2 separate regions of the Homo sapiens genome follow, and region 1 is linked to region 2. A link is an interaction called in ENCODE POLR2A ChIA-PET data of the cell type or tissue named here. Cell type or tissue: Panc1. All regions are shown on one strand. Each heading gives the region's core, and the rest is flanking DNA. Links, peaks and the distances in the headings are about the cores only.

Evidence for each region. ChIA-PET counts read pairs that join two places held together with the same protein. Peaks named below come from ENCODE experiments on the same cell type or tissue, not always from the same donor. Only the 100,000 strongest peaks of a DNase experiment are listed, where the experiment ranks them.
Region 1: POLR2A ChIA-PET joins it to region 2 with 7 read pairs; 5 of 35 experiments call an interaction of 5 or more read pairs at or near these places.

What each region holds. Positions count from the first base shown.
Region 1 is chr20:32,292,234-32,298,057 of GRCh38, forward strand. All of the region lies in intron 1 of KIF3B (kinesin family member 3B), which reads left to right. Among named protein-coding and RNA genes, the nearest start is that of KIF3B, 17 kb to the left of the region's middle. In Panc1, for the core only: no CTCF peak of the experiment used is centred there; no DNase peak of the experiment used is centred there.
Region 2 is chr20:32,185,939-32,191,762 of GRCh38, forward strand. It overlaps the pseudogene TSPY26P. Among named protein-coding and RNA genes, the nearest start is that of PLAGL2, 19 kb to the right of the region's middle. RefSeq lists an enhancer at 2,316-3,131 and silencers at 4,230-4,509, 5,384-5,581. In Panc1, for the core only: no CTCF peak of the experiment used is centred there; no DNase peak of the experiment used is centred there; H3K4me3 peaks cover 1,073 bases; H3K27ac peaks cover 902 bases.

The DNA of each region.
Region 1 (5,824 bases), core at 974-4,973, 110 kb after region 2:
TTGGTCCTTGTACATTTCTTAACAGTTGGTTTGTTTGAATCAAGATCAAAAAAGGAGCTGGACGTAGTGGCTCACCATGGTGGCTGGTATTACATGATGGACCTGTAATACCAGCAGTTTGGGAGGCCTAAGTGGGAGAATCACATGAAGCCAAGAGTTTGAGACCAGCCTGTGCAACAAAGCAAGACCCCCCCCAACTTCTACAAACAATTTTAAAAATTAGTCCAGGCATGGTGGCTCATGCCTGTAATCCTAGCACTTTGGGAGGCTGAGGTGGGTGGATCACTTGAGGTCAGGTGTTTGAGACCAGCCTGGCCAACACGGTGAAACCTCGTCTCTACTAAAAATAGAAAAAAAAAAAAAAAAAAAAAAAGAAAAGTCGGGTCCAGTGGCGCACGCCTGTAGTCCCAGCTACTCTGGAGGCTGAGGTGGGACGATTGCTTGAGCGAGGAGTTCGAGGCTGCAGTAAGCTGAGATTCTGCCACTGCACTCCAGCCTGGGCAACAGAGCAAGACCTTGGCTCTTGAAAAACAACAGAATGTGAAGACCTTGACTCTTAAAAAACAATAGAATGTGTACAACAGTCCTACCTCTGGGAGTGGATCCTACCAACTACTCCCACTTACCCTAAAGGTATATATGTTCAGTATAGCCACTGCAGTACTGTTTGCAGTAGCAAATGACCAGAGACCATCAGAAGGTCCCTCAATAAGGGACTGACTGATCAAAGACATTTTTTGGCTGGGCGCAGTGGCTCATGACTGTAATCCCAGCACTTTGGGAGGCCAAGGCAGGCGGAACACCTGAGGTCAGGAGTTCAAGACCAGCCTGGCCAACATGGCAAAACCCCGTCTCTACAAAAAATAAAAAATTAGTTGGATGTGGTGGGGTGTGCTTATAGTCCCAGGTACTTGGGAGTCTGAGGTGGGAAGATTGCTTGACCCCAGGAGGTTGACGTTGCAGTGAGCTGTGATTGTGCCACTGCACTCCAGCCTGGGCAACTGAGACTCTGTCTCAAAATAAATGAGTGAATGAATGAATGAATGAAAGGAAGTAAGACAGAAAAGAAAGGAAAAAGAAGCAGCTAAGCATGGTGTCTGATGCCTGTAATCCCATACTTTGGGAGGCTGAGAGACGGAAGGATCACTTGAGCCAGGAGTTTGAGACCAGCCTGGGGACCAGCCTGGGCAACATAGTGAGACATTTGTCTCTACAAAAAATAAAAACAAAATTAGGTTTGGTGGCATGTACCTGTAGTCCCAGCTACTGAGGAGGTTGAGGTGGGAAGACTACCTGAGCCCAGGAGGTTGAGGCTATGGCGAGCCAACATCATGCCACTGCACTCCAGCCTGGAGTGCAGAGCAAGAGTCTGTCTCAAAAAAACAAACAAAGAAAACAACACAAAATGAGTTGGGGGGCGGGGAGAAGGAGTTCTCCAAGATTTATATAGGAAGAAGTACAGTGGTATATAGTATACTGCTACTTGAGTTAAAAAGGTTTAAAAGCAAAAGATGAAGATGAAGGAGCAATGCAGATATGTTAGGAAGATTTACATGTTCACTGTACACTCTGTACAGCTTGAATTGCGTTAATCTTTGCATAGACATACACATGTATATATGCGTATATATCAGGTGTTTTAAAAATATATGGGTTTATATATGGGTTTTAAAATAAGACAAATCTGGTTTTGAATCCTGACTCTTCCACTTAATTGTCGTGTAACCTTGGGCAAATTAATTTCCCTGAGTCTCTGATCCTTATTCTTTAAATGAGGCTAATGCCTGCCTTCCTCCCAAGGTGATTTTGAGGATTAAAAGAGGACTCACATTAAGCTCTTGGTATACTGTGAGTTGTGACTATTGAATACAATAAAACCCAAGAACTGCATTGATTCTGAATAGTAGGTGTTGTCCAACAGACTTGAATATATTTTTGAATGTATTTTATGTTTTACAATTGAATGCCAAAAAGAGTTTCTTTTCTTCTTTCCCTGCCTAAATAAATGCTTTGTTTGCCTCTTTGTGTCATCAAATGACAGAGAGTACATGGCGCCAGTTTGAATTCAGGGCAGGCATTTATTGTCCTTGTTACTTGACTGTGACGTTTTTAGGTTTCTTTCCGGAGAACTAGCGTGTCTTCTTCAGACATTTAAGCTGAAATCAAAGTTCTGGACTTTTCTCCAAAGAAAACATTGCTTTATTGCTTCCCCCACCTTAATTATAAAAATCAAAATACATGCACCCATCAAAAAATACAAAGAAAGCAAAAAAATAGCCTGCAGGCGCACCACCCTAGAGGTCAATATTACCTGCATTTCATGAGTATTTATTAGTACTTTTCAATGTTAAAAGCTAAGCATTTAACATTCATTAGTTTATTTAATCCTCAGAACAGTTCTTTAAGGGAGATATTGCTATTAACCATACTTGGTGGAAGAAGAAACTGTGACTTAGTTTCTTGAGATTTTATAGCTAGTAAATGGCAGAGCAGAAATTCAAAGCCAGACCTGCTGAACACCTCAGCTCATGCTTTTAACAATGTCTTTACTCTGTGTTCCCCAAATCTGCATCTGCACATGTGCCTGTACACATAAACATTAACTGTATCATAGTAATTCTGTTTAGTAGCCTTTTTCTTCACTCAGCAATATGTCTTGAATATTGCCCATATCTAAATACCTAGAGGTTTGTTGCCATTTTTAATGACTTCATAGTTTCCCATTGTAGAGATGTGCCATAATCTAACCACTCCCTTATTGATGAGCATTTAAGTGCTTAGAGGTGGTGATGTGACAAACACAAATTGTGTATTACATTGTTGCACATGTATTTAGTTACTCAATTATGTCCTTAAAATAATTCCAAGAAATGGAATTGCTGTTTCAAGGGAGTATTCACATTTAGAGTTTTGGTACTGATTGCCTGACTGCCCTCAAGTATGTTGTGCCAATTTGAGATGCTGTGGCTCTTATATGTTCTTTCTGTAAGGGACATTTTGAAACTTTTTAGACAGTTCACGCAACTGTTTGGCTTACAAAAAAGGTGACGCCCCCCGCCCCCTTTTTTTTTTCTTTTGTGACAGAATCTCGCTCTGTCGCCCAGGCTGGAGTGCAGTGGTGCGATCTCAGCTCACTGCAAGCTCCGCCTCCCGGGTTCACACCATTCTCCTGCCTCAGCCTCCTGAATAGCTGGGACTACAGGTGCCCGCCATCATGCCCAGCTAATTTTTTTGTATTTTTAGTAGAGACGGGGTTTCACCGTGTTAGCCAGGATGGTCTCGATCTCCTGAGATCGTGATCCACCCGCCTCAGCCTCCCGAAGTGCTGGGATTACAGGTGTGAGCCACCACGCCTGGCTGACCTTATGTTTACAAATAATGCCTGTAATAACAACAGAATATATTTCATTACTTTCTTATTTGACGTCTATGCTCTAAATGCTTTTTAGAGCCGTCACTGCATGACTTGCTACATTTACCTTAGAAAGTTAAAAATTCTAGTGCTGTGGACCTAATAGAAACTGTTTTACGAAGCTTCATCATAAATTTAGGATAAGTAGGTCCCGAATTTAGGTCTCCTAGTAGGTCCCCTCATTTATCAATTAAAACATTTTTATTATCTTTTTTTTTTTTTTTTTTTTTTTAAATTGAGACAGAATCTTGCACTGTCGCCTGGGCTGGAGTGCAGTGGCATGATCTCAGCTCACTGCAACCTCTGCCTCCCGGGTTTGAGTGATTCTTCTGTCTCAGCCTCCCAAGTAGCTGAGACTACAACTGCCTGCCACCACGCCCGGCTAAGTTTTGTACTTGTAGTAGAGACGGGGTTTCACCGTGTTGGCCAGGATGGTCTCGATCTCTTGACCTTGTGATCCACCCGCCTCGGCCTCCCAAAGTGCTGAGATTACAGGTGTGAGCCACCACACCCGGCCCATTTTTATTATCTTATATTCATGGTGGTCAGCACAAATGGATAGATAAAATGGGAAAAATGAGTAACCCCTGTATATTTGTTTAATTTCACAAAGCCTTTCCATCTCTCTTTCCCCTTGATTTTATTTTATTTTTTGACTAAGTAATATATTTACATGATTCAAAACTCAAGAGATATTAAAGGGTAAACACACTTTGGGAGGCTGAGGTGGGCAGATCACCTGAGGCCGGGAGTTCAAGAACAGCCTGGCCATGGCGAAACCCTTTCTCTACTAAAAATACAAAAATTAGCTCGGTGTGATGGTGGGTGCCTGCCATCCCAGCTACTCGGGAGGCTGAGGCACAAGAATCGCTTGAATGGGAGGCAGAGGTTGCAGTGAGCCAAGATTGCACCACAGCACTCCAGCCTGGGTGACAGAGTGAAACTCGGTCTGAAGAAAAAAAAAAGGGTATATAATGAAAAGTTTCTCTTCTACTTTTGGCCCTCATCCACCTAGCTCTTTTAGGGAAAGCCAGTGTTGTTATCTGGCAATTGTTACATGGTTCTTGTGAATTCTTTCAGATATATTTTATGCACATATAAGCAAATGTAGAACCATTTTCTCAATATGTATAAAACGTCTTTTTAAAAGTTCTGCAGGACAGTGGTGTTATTTTTCAACCCAAGATGGATAATCTTGTTTTAAAAAGTGTGTAACTCCCTTTGTGAAACTGGCCATCATAGGAACCAGAGACCTAGAATTGGACTTGCTTTCATGGTGTGGTTCAGGGATTGCAAACACGGAGTCCTGATACTTCAAAAACAATTAGAAATAATTGTAAAAAGGAGTAGTGTTGATGGTGATGAGGTGGATACAGAGTAAAAACAGCTGCTTCCCCCGAGAGAAGCCTGTCCAGGGAATTGGTTTAGGCTGCTTAGCAGGGAGTCGCTTTTACTTCTTGCTCGAGTGTTGCAGTGCTTTTCTGATGGCTCATGTGATCTTTGGCTTGGGCTGCATTTCAGATACTCTGAGTATTTGAACCCTGGGCCAGGCAGTTGGCAGGTGGTTGCGTGATCTGATCTTAGAGGACATTGCTTTGGAATGCATTGATTTGAGGTGCGTTAGTATGCACTCTGTGTGCCCACAGGTTGCACCTCCTTGCAGGGTTGTTCCTGGGGAATTGCCAGACCTCTATTTTTTCCCATTTGGAGATACCACATACTCATTAAAGAGAATTTGGAAAATACAGAAATGTTGAAAGAGCAGGGGAAATCACCTATACTATTACCCAAGGTTGACCACTATTGATGTTTTTACGTGTGTCTTTATTTTTATATAATTGTGATTGCATGCAGTGATTCAATTTTGTAAACTGCTTTTTCATTTATGATAAGCATTTTCCATGTCATTACAGAGCCTCGGCAAATGGCATTTAAAAAGATGGGCTAGTATGTCGGGCCTTTCTTAATCAAATCATACATATATGAATTTGGTCATAGACAGAGATGTCTACAAGAGCCAGCCAGGAAGTATAAATGAGCAAAGCATGCTAGATATGAAACAGGAGATAGTGGGGTTGGGGAAGATTCCTATTGCTGCCACTTGGGGTTCAGGTCAAGGGCTGTCAGATATTCCCATGTTTCCAGAGAAGTGGATTTTTTTTTTTAATATGAAATTGTTAGGCCGGGTGCTGTGGCTCACGCCTATAATCCCAGCACTTTGGGAGGCTGAGGCGGGCAGATCACCTGAGGTCAAGAGTTTGAGACCAGCCTGACCAACATGGAGAAACCCCATCTCTACTTAAAAAAATACAAAATTAGCTGGGCAAGGTGGCGCATCCCTGCAATCCCAGCTACTTGGGAGGCTAAGCGGGGAGAATCGCTTGAACCTGGGAGGCGGAGGTTGCAGTGAGC
Region 2 (5,824 bases), core at 750-4,749:
AGTGCTAAAATCCTGAGGCTGGAACATGCTTAGTGTGTTTAAAGAACAGGAGAGAGGCCAGTGTTGGGGGCACAGAGAGAGCAAAGCAGAAGTGGATGGGAGATGTTGGGAGGGACCAGCAAATGCAGGGCTTTGTCGCCTGCAATAAGGAATTTTATATATATATATATATAAATTTTTTTTTTGAGACGGAGTCTTACTCTGTCACCCAGGCTGGAGCGCAATGGCGAATGGCATGGTCTCAGCTTACTGCAACCTCCGCCTCCCAGGTTCAAGCGATTCTCCTGCCTCAGCCTCCTGAGTAGCTGGGACTACAGGCACCCGCCACCATATCCAGCACATTTTTGTATTTTTAGTAGGGATGGGGTTTCACTACTGGTGAAATCCTACTGGCTGGTCTCGAAATCCTGACCTCGTGATCCACCCGCCTCAGCCTCCCAAAGTGCTGGGATTACAGGCGTGAGCCACCATGCCCGGCCTATAGATACATATTTTTAACCAGTGTAGGGTTTTGGATGGGGAAGTGACATGATCTAAGTTATTTTTTCCCCAGACAGGCAATTTTTTATTTTTTATCATGCGTATAGAAAACAAAAGTGTCACAGATCCCCTTGTGACTGGACAAAGCCACCTCAGGAATATTTCTCTGCTTAAAAGAAGCATTGTCAGTTACAGTGATGTCAATTACAACCTGGCACAAAATCATCAAGACCATCAGGGTCACAGAATTCTTTCTGGAGGTTATCCTTGCAGAACACAGGCACAGCTTCCAGTCTGAAGTCCAACAAAACCAGAACTCTGCTTCTAAGTACAAGATTATGGTAAAGGCCCCAACAACCTGATAACAATTGTGAATAGTCACATAAGTTTCCAAGTGGCATAAAAAATGTACACTGACAATCTTGCAAAAGTTCTCAACTAAAAGCAACAAGCAAGCCTTTACAGCATAATGCCCCAGTGGGCTGAAACACAGGAGGGGATGCATAGGGTCTTACTTAAAAGCAGCAGAAGAAAAGCTTACATTAACTTTCTACATACACAAGGTAGGACCAAGAGAGAAAACCTCTAAAGTTGCAGTGTTCTGTTATTCTTCTAGTTTACAAAACATATTGGCGAATCAAAAATGTTAGCAAGGGCTGGGCGCGGTGGCTCACACTTGTAATCCCAGCACTTTGGGAGGCCAAGGTGGGAGGATCCCTTGAGCCCAGGAGTTAAGACCATCCTGGGCAACATAGCGAGACCCCCGTCTCTACAAAAATGTTTTTTAAAAAGCTGGGCATGGTGGCATACACCTGTAGTCCCAGCTACTTGGGAGGCTGAGATGGGAGAATTACTTGAGCCCAGGAGTTTGAGGCTATGATGCATCACTGCACTCCAGCCTGGGCAACAGAGTGAGACCCTGTCTTGAAGAAAAAAAAAAAATCAGATGGGCACAGTGGCTCACACCTATAATTTTAGCACTTTGGGAGGCCAAGGTGGGCAGATCGCTTGAGCCCAGGAGTTCAAGACCAGCCTGGGCAACATAGTGAGACCCTGTCTCTATGTATTAACCAAAATCAAGGGCTCTCCTCCTTCTACCATCTCTCAGCCATCCTGCCTTTTCAGCTGGCTCTGGTTCCTTTTGTACTTCCCTGCCAAAAGCACCCTCCACATTATTTTGTGATAAGGCCTCCCCAGGTCCTAGGGAACAGAAGATAAGGCCTTCCATGGGAAGGGGCCTGGGTATGGCCACTACCACCCCTTCCCCTAAAATGAAATGGAGACAGACAGCTCTGCAAGCAGGGGGAGGAGGGGGTGGGCAGCTCAGCTCTTATACCTAGAGGGGTTCGGACTTGGTGGAAGGGTAAGAAAGAGTTGGGGTTAGTCTAAAAGAACACAGCATAAAATGGAATATTAACTATCCCCGCTCTGGGGACTTCCTGGTCTCTCTGTTCAGCAGCCTTGGACTGTCCCCTTTGGAAGATTCTAGGCCTTGCTAAAGAGGGTAAGGTATAGGGGAAGAGAGAATGCTGGCAGTCTACAGGGCAAACCCTCCCTCTCTGGAGACGAAGAGAGGCAAACTGAACACGAAAGTCTTTCTTGTTGAGTTTAAGAAAAAATCTTTTTCTTCAGTTGTTATTTTTTGTTTCTAAGCCATCATTTAAAGAAAAAAATGGTGTGAGATCTGGGTATGGATAGACAGGCCCCAGGACCAGGAAGACCCCCTCCCCAGCACCCACAGCTTGGCAGCCTAACAGGTAGAGGCAGGGGGGCTGGCAGAGCACCTGGATTCTGTGGGGTCCAGTAACTGGGGCTCAGGAGGGGATCCCATCCTTGCCCCTGCCTCACTCACATGCCCAGATAGGCCAGTTTGGCAGAGTTCCTGGGGATTAGGGGCTCTCCTGTGCATTGGCAGGTGGCCCACCTGGGTCCACAAGCGGCTATGGAGGTTCCTGTAGACCTGGGGGCGGGCAACAGGGCTGATGGTGGTCTGGGCAAAACTCATGGGAAAGGAGATGGCTAGGCATTGGTGGGGCACGGCACAGACCCTCATAAGCTAGCAGCAGGCTGTGATGTCAGGCCACCGTGGGGCAGGAGGAGCAGTATGATCACAAAGAATGTGCTGTCCACTGCTTCATGCCCTTGACCTCACCCATGCCCAGCAGCCAGCTGTGTGCTCATCCTGCCAGATACCCAAGAGTCCACTTGGTGGTAGCCTGTGGTCTTGAGGCCATGGAATGTCCAAGCCTGGGTGGCACCCGGCACCAAATGAAGCCACTTCATCTTGGGTGATGAGACTCAGTTTGCCACAGCCAGGGTGTAGAGAGCTACTGTGAGCACGACCAGCAAGCATGCGAAGGCCGGCAGGCTGGAGTCTTGAAGCATAGGCCTCAAAGAGGCACTGTCCTCCAAGTAGTGACTTGTGGGTACCCTTGTCAAAAATGGCTGGGATGGCCACGGTCACAGGTCCATGCCGTAAAGATTATGGCAGTGCACATCCACAGCACTGGGTGCTTAGTGTAGACGCAGCGGCATGTGACAGCCACGTGATGTTAACACAGAACAGCAAGAGGCCATATGGAAACAGTAGAGACTGGCCACGAGGGCCACAATTTGAGAGCTGAGTCCACCGAACCACGCAGAGCGGGAGTGCACAGAACAGACAGCAGACAGCAGACAGCAGACAGCAGACAACAGAGCGCCCACCATGGGCCTGAGCCCAGATCCGCCACCCGTAGGAGGCATGAGGAAGCTTATGTAGGCCGCACATCCCAAGGCAGCACTTAGCCAGACTGGAACCCGTAGGGCCTAGAAGGGGTCTCCGTGGGCCACCTTGCGAGGCCTCCCCTGGCTCTGCAGGGCCTATCCCCCAGCAGGTAGTACTGCAGGGGGTTGGGCCACAGGTCATCTTTAATAATCTGGGCAACCCTGTCGGCCTCTGGGAGGCTGTGCTGTGAAAACCAGCTGAAGAAGCTTCGGACAGTGTCCCGGTTCCTGTGTACGAGGGCCGGGGGTTCCTGGCCCCAGTGCCATCGGATGCGAGTCGCAATAGACACCACTCGGCCTGAGGCTCTGCATTCATACTCCTTCACTATCACCTTGTTCTGGAAGTAGGGGTTGCTCCAAAAGCGGAACTTGAATTTGCAACCTGTCCTAGAGTGCCTGAGCTCCCTCACCTCCAAATTCATCAGGTAGCAGAGCATGTCTTCATCTCGAGGGCTGATCATGGCTGAGAGCTGCGGGTGGTTCAGGAAGGCGGTGACCCAGAAGCCCGGAATATTCTGGATGATGAAGCTCCTACGGGCGAGGTACAACCTGTGCATCCGCCCAAACCTGCGCTCGAGCGGGAGGTAGGCCCTGTCGGCCTGGGCGCTCACGGCCTCCGCCTCCCACTGGATGGCCTCCAGTGGGTCCACAATTAGGGCACCAAGGTTCAGGAGCCGCGGGCCCTCCTGGGCCTCCGCTGCCACCTCCTGCTTCTCCTCCCCCTCCTGCTGCTTCTCCACCTCCTCCGCTGGCTCCTTCTTGAAGATGGCGCCCTCCTCCTTGTTCGCGTCCTCGGCCTTCTCGCTGGCTCCTGCCCGAGTCCCTAGCCCCTCTGCACCACAGGTTTCTGGGGCTTCGTCCCGGACCCGGCCATTTTCCAGGCTCGGAGTAGTCGCCGTGGAGGCCGCTTCCCCGCGCCCAGGGGAAGGGAAGGCGGTCCCGGGGCCCGCTGCGGGGTGGAGGGACCCGCGCCCCCCAGCTTCTCGGGCCCGGGCCGCGGGGACCGTGCGCGCGTCCCCCTCCCGGGCAAGGCCGGGCGGCGGGCGCGCCGCGGCTTCTGGGGTCCCCGCCCTCTTGTCCGCCATCGCCTGCGGGAGCCTCTGGCCTGGAGGGGCTCGGGGCGCGCTGGCGACTGCGGGCTCGGCGACAGGGGCGGCTGGTGGCGGGAGGACAGTGGGAGGAAGGCTCCGCCCCACGCGCCCCCCTCTCGGATGTGATTCGCCGGGGTCTCCCGCAGCCGGGGCGAGCGGCTTGGAAGCCCGGAGGAGGGGTACGGAACTGCCCGATGGGGATGCGACCGCGGGCGCCAGACGAACTGTCCCCACATTCGTTGGCGCTGGCGGTGGAGGTGGGGAGAAGTGTGTACCAAGCAAGAGTCAGCTCGGAGCAAACACCAGGGGACAGGCCCAGTCGCTGGTCCTGGACAAGTAAAACTTTCCCATCACAACCACCACGCCAGGCGATTGCTCAGTGTTCCCCATCTGCGGTGGGCAGGCAGGAGTCGCCCGGCTTCCACACTCGAGTGGCGCTTTGGGGCAGTTGTAGGACACTCTCGGCCTTACAGGGGATAAATTACTCAGGCACATGCAGAGGGCTTAAGAGGTATCTCCTGCAAAGACTGACCAGACTGAAACTGGGAGCGGCAGATAATGGTAATTTTCTGACACACAAAGGTGATCAACACGTTCATGTAGGGAAAGCAGGTGCTTGAAATATTCATGTGGGGAAAATAAGCAAGGTCAGAGTGGAAGGATCTGGGGTGAGAGAGGGTCTTAAATGCTACAAACCAGGGAGCGAGTGGGCATCTGCCTGGTTTCCCCAACAGGAGTTGGTTCCTCCTGGGCTGGTTGGCAGAAGCGAGGTGGACCTTGCTTCACTTTGTGCTAGGCCCAAAGGCTACCCTTCCAAAGGTGGACTCTAGCTTGAAGTGCAGGAACTGTACCTGGCAGGCTAAGAGCTGGATTGGCCAGCCCTCTTAGTCCTCGATCCTGCAAATCTGTGTTCCTGTGGTCTCAGCTCCCAAACTGTGGCCTATGGAGGTCAGTACCTCCAATCCCCCTCCACCTCTGCGTGGAAGTCCTTGCCACCTCTTCCAGAAAGCTTTCAGCCTTTTCCTGACAAATGGATACAACAGCTCCCTCATCTGAGCCCTCAGACCTATACTGTGGTATACACTCCCTAGGGAGCAAGGTGGATTTCCTTAGGGTCCTAGCTAGGGTTTTAACCTACTGGGGTGGACAGTGAACATTTGTCAAGTGGAAGGTCAAAAATGAAGGGTCAGCCCACTTCCTTTGTACATAAAACACCTGCACTTGTTAACGGCCCCATAGGCTCTTGGCTGGACTGCAAGTGACTTGCACTGCTTGGCCATAGACACTGGCTCCAGACCACAGAAAAGCCAGTTCAGTCTGAGCCCCTGATGGGAGGATCTCAGCACAAGGGCTGGCACCCAGGATGGTGGTAACGACCTTCATTAGAGACCACCAAAGTCAGGTGAAGCTATGTAAGCCTCTCAGCAGTCTGCCTGAACCCGGTGGTTGGGCACAAGTATAGGTAAGGTCAGGTCCTAGCTGTCACC